Linked DNA regions of Homo sapiens: region 2 is linked to region 1. Evidence: chromatin contacts called from ENCODE Hi-C data. All regions are on one chromosome and are shown on one strand. Each heading gives the region's core, a stretch centred on a gene start or an enhancer-like site at or near the end of the contact. The rest is flanking DNA. Distances are from core to core; before and after follow the strand shown. Region 1 overlaps TMC1 (transmembrane channel like 1). Region 2 has its middle 71 kb from the start of ALDH1A1.

What was found. Hi-C counts contacts between places; a loop is a spot of excess contacts on that map. Pooled maps may share reads with other maps.
Region 2: a map of naive thymus-derived CD4-positive, alpha-beta T cell shows a loop between it and region 1 (12-fold over the local background). The contact joins two enhancer-like sites. A Hi-C loop is called at or near these places in 3 of 168 maps with a recorded cell type or tissue (CD4-positive, alpha-beta memory T cell, CD8-positive, alpha-beta T cell and naive thymus-derived CD4-positive, alpha-beta T cell) and 9 of 50 pooled maps.

Annotation. Positions count from the first base shown.
Region 1 is chr9:72,590,378-72,595,771 of GRCh38, forward strand. All of the region lies in intron 2 of TMC1 (transmembrane channel like 1), which reads left to right. Among named protein-coding and RNA genes, the nearest start is that of TMC1, 71 kb to the left of the region's middle. RefSeq lists an enhancer at 2,285-2,344. Within about 2 kb of position 2,499, at least 2 of the 41 ENCODE cell types and tissues checked have a DNase peak (open chromatin) inside an H3K27ac peak, as active enhancers do.
Region 2 is chr9:73,020,986-73,026,638 of GRCh38, forward strand. No RefSeq gene overlaps it. Among named protein-coding and RNA genes, the nearest start is that of ALDH1A1, 71 kb to the left of the region's middle. Within about 2 kb of position 2,731, at least 2 of the 41 ENCODE cell types and tissues checked have a DNase peak (open chromatin) inside an H3K27ac peak, as active enhancers do.

The sequences.
Region 1 (5,394 bases), core at 1,249-3,748:
GGGCTATTGTAGAATCTTAGTCACTGAATCAGGCAGTGAAAGAGCTCTCTCCAAGCTTCATGGTTATGATCTTGAAAAACACCAGAGCTAGGTTCAAATTCCAGCCATACCATTTCCTAACTGTGTGATTTTGGCAAATCACACAAATACTTAAAATTCTTTCGACTCGGTTTCCTCTTCTGTAAAATGGGAACACTAATTAATGCTCACCTCAAAAGGTTGTTCATTCATTCAACACATATTCGTTGGGTGCCTCCTGTGTGTCAAACTGTTTCAGTCCAGTGAGGAAGATGGACATGAATCCAAGAGTCACCAAAAAAATGTAAAGTGGCACCTGTGATGAGTCACAAAGGGGAGGTATATGAGAAAGTGTGTGACAGTATCTAACAGGTGAGGGCATTATATAATTTATTGTTGCAAACAGGACATTTTTGAGCATGTAAGAGGGTGTGTTAATTGTCCTGGAACAACAGGCATAAATCAGGACTTTCTGGGCAAACTCAGGCCCTACCCCACTCTTACCTACCCTTAGTATAAGAGGGAAGGTTGGGAAAGGCTTTCCTGGGGAAGGGAAGAAGAAACTGAGATCCGCGGAATAAGTGAGGATTCCTAGGCAAAAAGAGGAAGACAGAGTGGTTTAGGCCAAGAGAGCAAACAGTGGTGCAAGACTCTAAGGCAGGACAAAGCATGGAGCCTGCAGAGAACAGACAGAAGGTCAGTGTGATGAAGATGGGAGGGGTGCGTGGCTTTAAACACAGGCCCCTTGCTTGTTGGTTTGCCCTGTAGGTGTTAAGAAATGAGGCTATATCAAGGTGAATTTTAAGTAGAGGTGGCACCTCTACTTAAGACCAGACTTGCAGCTTTAAACATCAGTCTGGCTGCAAGGCAGAATGGATTAGCATTGAGTAGTAGTTCTGGCCTTGGCTTTCCAGAGGAAACTTCTAAACAATATCAAAGCCTTGGTGTCACCCACAGAGATCCTGATTTAATTAGTTTAGGTTGGCTCCCAGTAGGTTATAAAGTGTGTCAGGATTGAGATTCACTGTAGAAGGAAGTGTGAATATGGAGAAGAATAATTACAAGGCTATTGCAGTAGCCCGGGTAAGAAGTGATGGAATAGGTTCATGGCAGTGGGTTTCTGAAGCAGTGGTTCTCAAACTGTAGTGGATTTGAGTATCACCTGGAAGTCTTATTTATTTATTAGAGATGGTCTCACACTGTTGCGTAGGCTAGAGTGCAGTGGTATAATCATAGCTCACTGCAACCTTGATCAGCCTTCATCTCCTAGGCTCAAGCAATCCTGCCACTTCAGCTTCCTGAGTAGCTGGGACTACAGGCATGGACCACCATGGCTATTTGTTTGTTTGTTTTTAATAGAGACAGGGTCTCACTCTGTTGCCCAGGCTGGTCTCAAATTCCTGGGCTAAAGCAAGCCTCTCTCCTTGGCCTCCCAAAGTGCTGGGATTATAGCCACTGCACCTTGGCACGGAAACCTTGTTAAAATGCAGATATCTGGGTATCATTGATTTAGTAGGTCGTGGATGGGGCCTGAGAATTTGCATTTCTGACAAATTACCTGGAGGCGCTAGTTGCTAGTTTAGAGATCACACTTAGCATCTAGTGGGTAGTGGTCAGGGATGCTGGTGAATATCATACAATACACAGAACAGCCCTTTTGCTGATCACTGATCGAGCAAAAAAACCATCTGATGTGGTAGATAACATCAACAGGATTTGATCAGCAGGGTAAAGGACAACTCCAGGACTCTTACAGTTTTCTGAATTTCACAACTAAATGACGAGTTTCACTATTCATTGACATTCAGGAGACAGCCCTACAGACCTGAGAAGATGGTGAAGTCAAAGCTACACATATATTTGAGGGTTACCTTTGAAACAGCTAAGAGGATACATCAAGCAGGAACATATATGTGGAACCTGGAAGGGAAGATCATTACAGATATAAACTTGGGGATCATTAAAGCCAGGAACTTATCAATGGCATCAGTCAGTTCTCTTTTCTTTTACTCTTATCATTGGTGTCAAAGCTCTGGCCTCTTTTTGTTGGTTCCACTCAGGTGCCGTGATCCTCCAGCCTCAGCACCTTGCTGTGAGCTCTCCTTGGGAGGCTGCCTCTCCCTCCTCCTTCAGAATTTACCCCCTACTTCTCCTTTGGGTCCCACCTCTCAGGCTTGGTCATGTGTGGCATTAGCAAGCAGGTGTGCGTGTTTCCTTCTGAAGCACAAATCAAAGCCATGGTTATGTATCTGTGGGATTATTTGCTAAATGGCCACCTCTCCTGCTAGATTCTAAGTTGCCTGCAGTGACTGGAGAACATCCCTAGGTATCAGATGCTCAATGTCTTACACTTATGGAACCGTCAAAGACAGCTGTTAAATGTCCAATGGGTCAGTTAGGGAGATGGTGGTTGTTAAAACTGTGATGAGTTCTCAGGAAGAGGGAGAAGCAGTTACCTTTGTGAAGCAGTTGTTGGTATTTACTTAGTAATGAGATTAAATTTCCTAGGACAGTGGGTGTGTGAACCAGCAATAGCGCCATCTGCTGGAAGTAAGTGATACAACAACTATTATCTTGACTAGGCTCAGGGCTGTTAAAACAGTATTGCTCTGGGAGAAAAGAATCATTTTTTTTAAGGTTAAAAATGTGAGTAAAATTCTTTAGAGTGAAGATAGAATTTCTTTTGAAATGGTTGGAAAAATTGGATAATTATTGAAAATAGTGTTCAGTTTTCAAAGAGGAGAGAAACCTTCAAGTCACTGTAATTAAGAGAAGTTTTATTGAAAGAACACATGGAATAAGGAAGTTAGATATCTCCACCCAAAACCAGCATTTCAGAAAACAGAAACAGGCAAAAATCTGGCGGAGTGTGGTGGCTCATGCCTGCAATCCCAGCCCTTTGGGAGGCCATGGTGGAAGGATCGCTTGAAGCCAGGAGTTTAAGAATAGCCTGGGCAACATAGTAAGATCCCCATTTTCTTTTTTCTTTTCTTTTCTTTTCTTTTTTTCTTTTCTTTTCTGAGACAGAGTGTTGCTCCTTTTGCCCAGGCTGGAGCGCAATGGCATGATCTCAGCTCACCACAACCTCCCGGGTTCAAGAAATTCTCCTGCCTTGGCCTCCTGAGTAGCTGGGATTACAGGCATGCACCACCACACCTGGCTAATTTCGTATTTTTAGTAGAGACGTGGTTTCTCCATGTTGGTCAGGCTGGTCTTGAACGCCCGATCTCAGGTGATCTGCCCACCTCGGCCTCCCAAAGTGCTGGGATTACAGGCATGAGCCCCCGTGCCCAGCCCCAAGACCCCCATTTCTATTTTAAAAAAAAAAAAGAAGAAGAAGAAGGAAAAGAAAAGAAAAATGGAAACAGGCGAAAACCTAGGCTTCTCAAAGACTGAAGGGTATTTTGGAACTGACTGGATATTGCTCATCTCTGGCTGGTTGTGTTGCAGCCTCGTTGGTGGCAAGTGCAGACCCTCAGTCAGTGACCTCCTTTGTTGCTCTTCCATCAAAGGGCCCCCTTCTCCTGCCCAGGCATGGTGTTACTAATATGGCGATGGTAGGGGCAGGGGCTGCATCTATGACGGGGAGAGGTATGAGAGTATACTCATCATTCTGCTGTTGTCTTTGTTAGTTTGTTTCTAATTTCTATTGTTGGGGAGAAAGATAAATTCTTCCCTAACCTCTTGGGATCTTCACCTGGGTCTAAGAATTAAATCACTGTAAGACAGGTTAACAGGAGAAAAATATATGAGTTTTATTGATTTTTACATGTACGCGGAGACCCTCATGAGACAGCAGAAGACCTGAAGAAATGGACAAAGCAGAAAGCTCTAATACCTTTTAGACAGAGAAACCATAAATTCATGAAGAGCTGACAAGACAAAGGGGTTTGGGCCAGTGGCAGTAAATTGTGGGAATTCACTAGGGAGGTGTAAAGATAGAGGAAGATAAGGGATAGTTTAGAAAGTTTATTTGTACAGCTCCATTGCAGCATCAACTCCCAGTCAATGGTGATAAGAGTTATTTTCTTATTCTGGTACAGGGAGGGCAACTTTCTTAAATAAATCTTTTTGGCTTACGACAGGTAGAAGAGGGCAGATCACATAGCCCTTTCCGGCATCTGCTGTTTCTCAGGTGACTTTAGCTCAAAATAATCAACATGCCACATCAGCAAATTTTGGGGTGACATGGCCTGTTTCGCTATGATAATGGGAAAGAAATCAGACTTTTTAACTTTGAATTAGAAAACACAAACTTTGACTATGTCCCACAATTTATGTGACTGATTTCATATTCTATCACATCTATTTTATATTCTCTCATATTCTCCTCATGAATTTTCCCCTAGAATGTTGGGGGAATTTTGAAATGACTTGGGGGGCATGCTACAATTCGAAAAGGAGAGAGACATACTCTCCAATTCTCTCCCTGCCTGCCTCACAATGTGCAGCTCTCCTCTGCTTCTTCTTCTTCTTTTTTTTTTTTTTGAGACAGCGTCTCACTCTGTCACCCAGGCTTGAGTGCAGTGGCGCAATCTTGGCTCACTGCAAGCTCCGCCTCCCAGGTTCAAGTGATTCTTCTGCCTCAGCCTTCCGAGTAGGTGGTACTAGAGGTGTGTGCCACCACGCCCAGCTAATTTTTGTATTTTTAGTAGAGACGGGGTTTCTTTATGTTGACCAGGCTAGTCTCGAACTCCTGACCTCAGGTGATCTGCCCACCTCAGCCTCCCAAAATGCTGGAATTACAGGTGTGAGCCAACATGCCTGGCCTCCTCTGCTTCTGATTCAACTGCTGCTACCGATAGACTTACTGAAGGATTTGAAGCCAAATGGTATTAATTTTGGTCAGTTACTTCCCTGTATCTGGTGTCCTCACTAGACAGAACTTCTGTGTATGGCTACTTCATAGACCCCGACCAGCCTACATATTGTTTGCTCTAAGGTCTAGTGCCCTCTCTTATTTCACTAAGATACAGCCACTGTTGGTGGGGGAGTCACATAACATGGAACATAATCACTGTATCAGTTCAGGTGCTCTTGATTCAAGTGGATTTAATTATGAGGGAATTTATTCCTTACATAATTACTAAGTCTAGCATTAGAGTGGCCTGCAGATGAGGGTTGATCCAGTGGCTCAGTGATGGCCAGAACGCTGTTTACTTTTTCCATTCTGCTATCTATGGGGTTGGCTTCATCCTGAGGTTGTTTTCCTTTCTGTCACAGGTTTTACATCAATGGGGTAAACTAGTTTACATTGTGGTAACAAGCAACTCTCAACTTTTTTTTTTTTTTTTTTTTTTAGACTGAATCTTGCTCTGTTGCCCAGGCTGGAGTGCAGTGGTACAGTCTTGGCTCACTGCAACTTCCGCCTCCTGG
Region 2 (5,653 bases), core at 1,481-3,980, 430 kb after region 1:
ATGCCAGATTCTCACTGAATTTACCAAACAGGCAAGCTATTTCTCTATCCAAGGGAGAAACGGCAAGGCAGAGGGAGGAGCCAGAAGTGTTTGTTCTGATACTGTTCTGTGTTAGGGAATGGAGACTGAAATACCATTTCCTTTACGGCAATGTGAGGCATTGTGGTAGGGGAAATTGAGTGGCTAAAGGTTTCCCTTTAATAAAATAAACCGAAATCATATAAAGAACAAAGAATAGGTATTTGAGTTCAAAATTATTTTGTTACATTCTAATTTTAGAAAGGAGAAACTATGGAGTTCAGTTTATATAAAAGAAAATAATTAATATAATTACATTTTTAATAAGCAAAGATGATGGTATATTAATGGACATAAAAATATTATAAGAAATCTATACATGGCTGCCTAGAAGTAGCATTCCAGGGCTTGGCCATTGTCATGAGCCAAGTGTTCGTGGAAAGAGAAAACCTCCACAGCCTGAACTTAACCAACAATAATAAAGCCTAAATACCTTTATCTCTTGAGAATATTCACTGTGGTGAATAGCAGGTATAATGTAATTGATCTACTAGGAAATATCTTATAAGACTTTTTTAAGTACGGCTGCAAAACAGTTCCACTCTTACTTAGCTATTATTCCATTACAGAGCTACTATAGAGCTGAATTTTGAGCTCTTACTACTGTGCTGGTTAATCACTGATTGACTATATTTTCAGTGGGAAAATAATAGATATCTTGTTATAAAGTTAAACAGCCTTTTATATAAGTAATATCTTTTGTTAGTAATGCTAATGGGGAATTTTCTTTTATAATTTTGATTTTTGCCTTCTAGTTGTTCATAAACTCAAAATGTATGCATATTTGTTGTTAAAACTCAAACATTATGAAGGTAGACACAGCATCAGAATACTGTGTGGTATTCAGAACTTAGTACCAGCCACTTCTCTCCATCTCCATCAATACCTTATTCTAAAACATCTTCATGACAGTGGCCGTATAGTAGCTCAGACAGTGGTCTAGCTTCTGGGAGTGTTGATGTGACCCACTGACTGGAGTGAATCCCATGGGGCCAATTTTTGCACCTTCTAGAAGGCATTTCACCTTCTCCCTCTCTCTCTCCAGAGTATCATAATTCACAGTTCCCACCGTATAGCTTTACAGAACTTTATTCATGCATTTACACATTTATATAGCTTTTTTAACATAAGGAAAATCATACTATGTGGTACTAATATTTTCAATATTTCTCTTGCTACTATTTTTATTTAACTTGTTTTTTTTCACCCCACCTAAGCCTCCAAATTGGCACATACAGAACTGCTTGGTTAACTGTAACAATTGCAAGGTAATATTTAGCACTGTGTGAGCACAAGATGTTTTGTAGTATTCAGAACCCAAAACAACATTTTTATAAAAATCCTTAGCATAATATTGGCAGACCTTTGGAAATAACTATTTTAGCTGTATGTTGAAACTACAGGCCGGTTTCTATAATTAATATCACAAGAGAGACAGTGGAACTTAATAGAAAGACCATTGGAACAGAATGAGCCCTTGAACTAACTTAGTCATTTGACCTTCTGGGACTTACTGTCCTTATTTGTAAACTAGAAGACGTTGGTCCAGATTTTTTCTAATAGTCCTGCTAGCTCTAGAATGGTATATATATATACAGTATTGGAATTCCTAGTTTTCATTAAGAACATTTCCTATTTGGCAAGTGTTAAATACCTACCTTCACTCAACACTATGGGCAAGCTGAGTAACAAAAATATATGTTATCTGTTGTGCATGTCAGATATTCATTGGTAAATTACTTGTTCTGATATCTTCTTCAATGATTGCCTCCAACAATAAATATTTCCCAAAAAGTACTGGCGCCATTTTAGATATTGAGCTCAATTTAAAATAAAGAAATTAAGAACCGGAGTAGAAATTCAAGTATAAGTGGTTAGAGGGATAAAATCAAGTGAACTAAAATAAAAATTTATGTTTAAAGTGAAGAGGGACTGTCCCTTTAGTTGTGGTAAATACATGCAGGAGAAAAAAACACAAAGATGTATGGAAATCATATGGGGGAGAATTAAATGTTTGGGTAATTGCTGGGGAATGAAACTATGGCGTCATTCCGCTTCCTGGAAAAGAACTGCTGCTCCCCCTTGCGGCAAGTGTGAAAAGCTGGCATCCTGTTAAAAAAAGTATTTCATTCTAACGCAGTGATACAAGATCTGTTTGAGTTATAGTGACACGCTGCTTTGAAGCGGGAAATAAATGGCATACGTAGGCAACTCAAGTAATGATTCTATCCCAGATATAGGCTTAATGTCACCAAAAGAAAAGGATAGAGGATGTTAGGTTGTGGCTAGAGAGACCACAAAGGCTGACTGTGGTCAACACATGTAATTGGTTAGTCAACACCTACTTAACAAATATGTGTTAAGTTAATGTCAACAATTTTGTAAGTTTGAGAAGAGTCAGTACTGAGAATAGTACAAGGTAATATCAAACAGTCATTTTTCAAAAGTGTGTCACTCAGCTGGAAAGATAAAATATGAAATAGCCACAAGGAGACAGTTAATTACAAGTAGATTCCGTACCATACTGAATGACTTAGAACAGAGAGATTATTATTGTTAGAGAAGAATCGCCAGAGGAGAGAGGCTTTTAATGAATCATGTAGAAAAGCATAATAAGCAGGAAAATAGTCAATATTGTTAGAGTTTTATCTGTATAAACTAAAAGCAAGAAAGAGTACCTAGGGCCAGATTAAACAACCTTGCACTAAGTGCTTTGGATTTTATCCCATTTATTTTATAGATGAATGATTGTATAGATGAATAGAGAAGTGGCATATGGCCAAATGTTTCAGGAAGTTTAATCTGGGAAAATGTATGCTATAAATTTCTCTTAAGTACATGTAAATTTAAATGTTTAAAAGAGGTGTTATTATTAAAAAGTAAAGTTGTACCTCTCTAGTCCATCATTCCCTATTCCCTTACTCTGCTTTTTTCATATAATTTATTACTACCTGACATTATATTATTATATATGTGTTTTCTGTTTGCTTGTATCACTAACTGGCTGTAAGTTTCATGAGGGTAGGGGCTCTGTTGCTTGTGTTTACTGTTGTATCCCTAACTTCTAAGATAGGATATTTGATAAATAAATGGTGGGCATTTGATAAATATTTGTTAATATTATAAATAAATCTGTATTGAAAAACAAGAGGCTTGAGGCAGGAAGAACAATTGTCTGTTTATCAAGATGGTAAAACTTGCTCTTGGAGAGAGGAAGGAAATGAGGATAAAAAAGAGACATTCAATATTTTGAAGAATGAATAAACTAGACTTGATAACTCACTGAATGTGGCTGATGAGGAAGAAAGAAGAATCTCAAATTGCTGAGGCTTCAAGATTATATGCATGGGAGGACGGTGACAGTGGTGAAAAACATTGGGGCAGCCTGGTGTGGTGACATCACGCCTGTAATCCTAGCAATTTGGGAGGCCAAGGCAGGAGGATCATTTGAGGTCAGGAGTTCAAAACCAGCCTGGCCAACATGTGGAAACGTTGTTTGTACTAAAAATACAAAAAAAAAAAAAAAAAATTAGCCGGGCATGGTGGCTGGCCCCTGTAATCCCAGCTATTCGGGAGGCTGAGACAGGAGAATTGCTTGAATCTGGGAGGCAGAGGTTGCAGTGAGCTGAGATCGCGCCACTACATTCTAGCCTAGGCCACAGAGTGGGACTCTGCCTCAAAACAATATACGTACATATATGCCCCTATATCTATATAGGGGCAGTCAGTTGGGAAGCATGTTTTGGTGAGATAACAGATTAAACTTTTGACTCAGAAAGTCTGAGTTGAGGGACAGTTAGAGATATCTGATTAGAGTCCGGGTGACAGGGCAGAGTTGGAGATTTTGCCTTATGGTAGGGATGATAGTTAAAGTCATGAGTTTAGATAAGATTTCTGTGGGACAAACTCTAGATGCAGCGAGAAAGAAGACAGAAAAATAAACCCTATGCCTATTTAAGCCATCTTGAAAACTGTCCTGAAAACCGAATTCTGGCCCATTCATTATTTATGCATTCATCCCACACATATATCTTGAGTTCTGCATAATAAAAATGATATGAGGATTATAAGGAACTCACAACTTAGTAGTAGAGACAAACAAAAAGGGAAGATTCACACACGTTTTTTCTAAATAAATCAGCCACCCTGTCTCCAGCCAACTGTGGACCTACTGTCAGACCTTAGGATCTTTCAAAACAAGCCGAATTTTATGAGACAATTTCTAATACCAAAATATAGGATATTAATTAAAATGTGTGGGCCAAAACAAAACATGTTTGTTAGCCAGATTTAACGTGCAGCCCATCCTAACATATTTGCAATCAGGAAGACAGCCTTTTCTCTACCTTACCTCTTAAATTAGACAATCTAAGGGGAGAATGCTTTTAGTCCCGTGAGAATCAGATTTAACATTTAACAATTTAGTAGCAAGGGACATTTTAGGAAAGTCTGGTATACTGGTAGGTAGGATCATTCTTATTAGTACGTCTTTACTCATTTATTTATTTAACAAATACAGCCTATACTACCTGGTAGGAACTCAGTATATAATGGTGATCAAATTAGAAACATCGATGTTTTGTTCAGGGAAATTTCATCAGATAGGAAAAGATTTAGGGCCATTACCAATGGAAGGAAGAACTCTAAGAGCTGAAATAAATAACTACTATGTTGGCTGAAACTGCTTTAATATTAATGAGAAAGTTGGGCATAGGGAAGACCATTCCTAGTGAAGCATTTTTCTATCTGTGTGTATTGCCTGGGGTGGGAGGATGGTGAAAATGGCCCTAAAAATACATAATATGGATAGAAAAGAGAGACAATGAATGAATAATAAAATATATCACATTTGTTTCTTGTAGGAAATAGCTGCAAAGAATCAGTTTGAAATGAAAACTTATTAAACCAGTGGCTTTCAATTTCTCTGGATTATGTCATAGTAAAAAAAATTATTTTCCCTTTCCATAGTGTACACAAGAGCAGACACACACTTAGGTGTATACACACACACTAAAACCAAATTTTACGTTAATATTTACATTTACTATATATGACACCTTGAGATATTTTCCATTGTTTTATTTTGGTTTTTAAAGGCACTTATCATGACCTTATAATGAGTCAAACCCTCCTCTTTGAAAACAGTGGACTAAATAAAACGGACACATGTCACTGTATATCAGTCCTTACTTCTTCTCAATGGGCACCATGGATTTTCCAGGATGAGGTCCAGAAAGTGTACAGTAGGATCTGAGATACAGTATGATTCTTATACTATGAAGTTATAGTCAGAATTGGATAATTTCCTTATTTATTCTTTTTGATGCAATACCACTTTATATCAAGATGCTGTGCTTATTTTCAGGAACTTCTTACTTTTACCAGTCAAGTCAATCATAATATTTTAAGAATACACAAACTGAAATTTTATGATGGAGGATATCCGGTGTAAATTTATGTTTCTATTTGTAGAACATGTTTGCATTTAAAGATATGCATGGCTGCATGTGGTGGCTCGCGGCCGTAACCCCAGCACTTCGGGGAGGCTGAGGCAGGAGTATCACTTGAAGCCAGG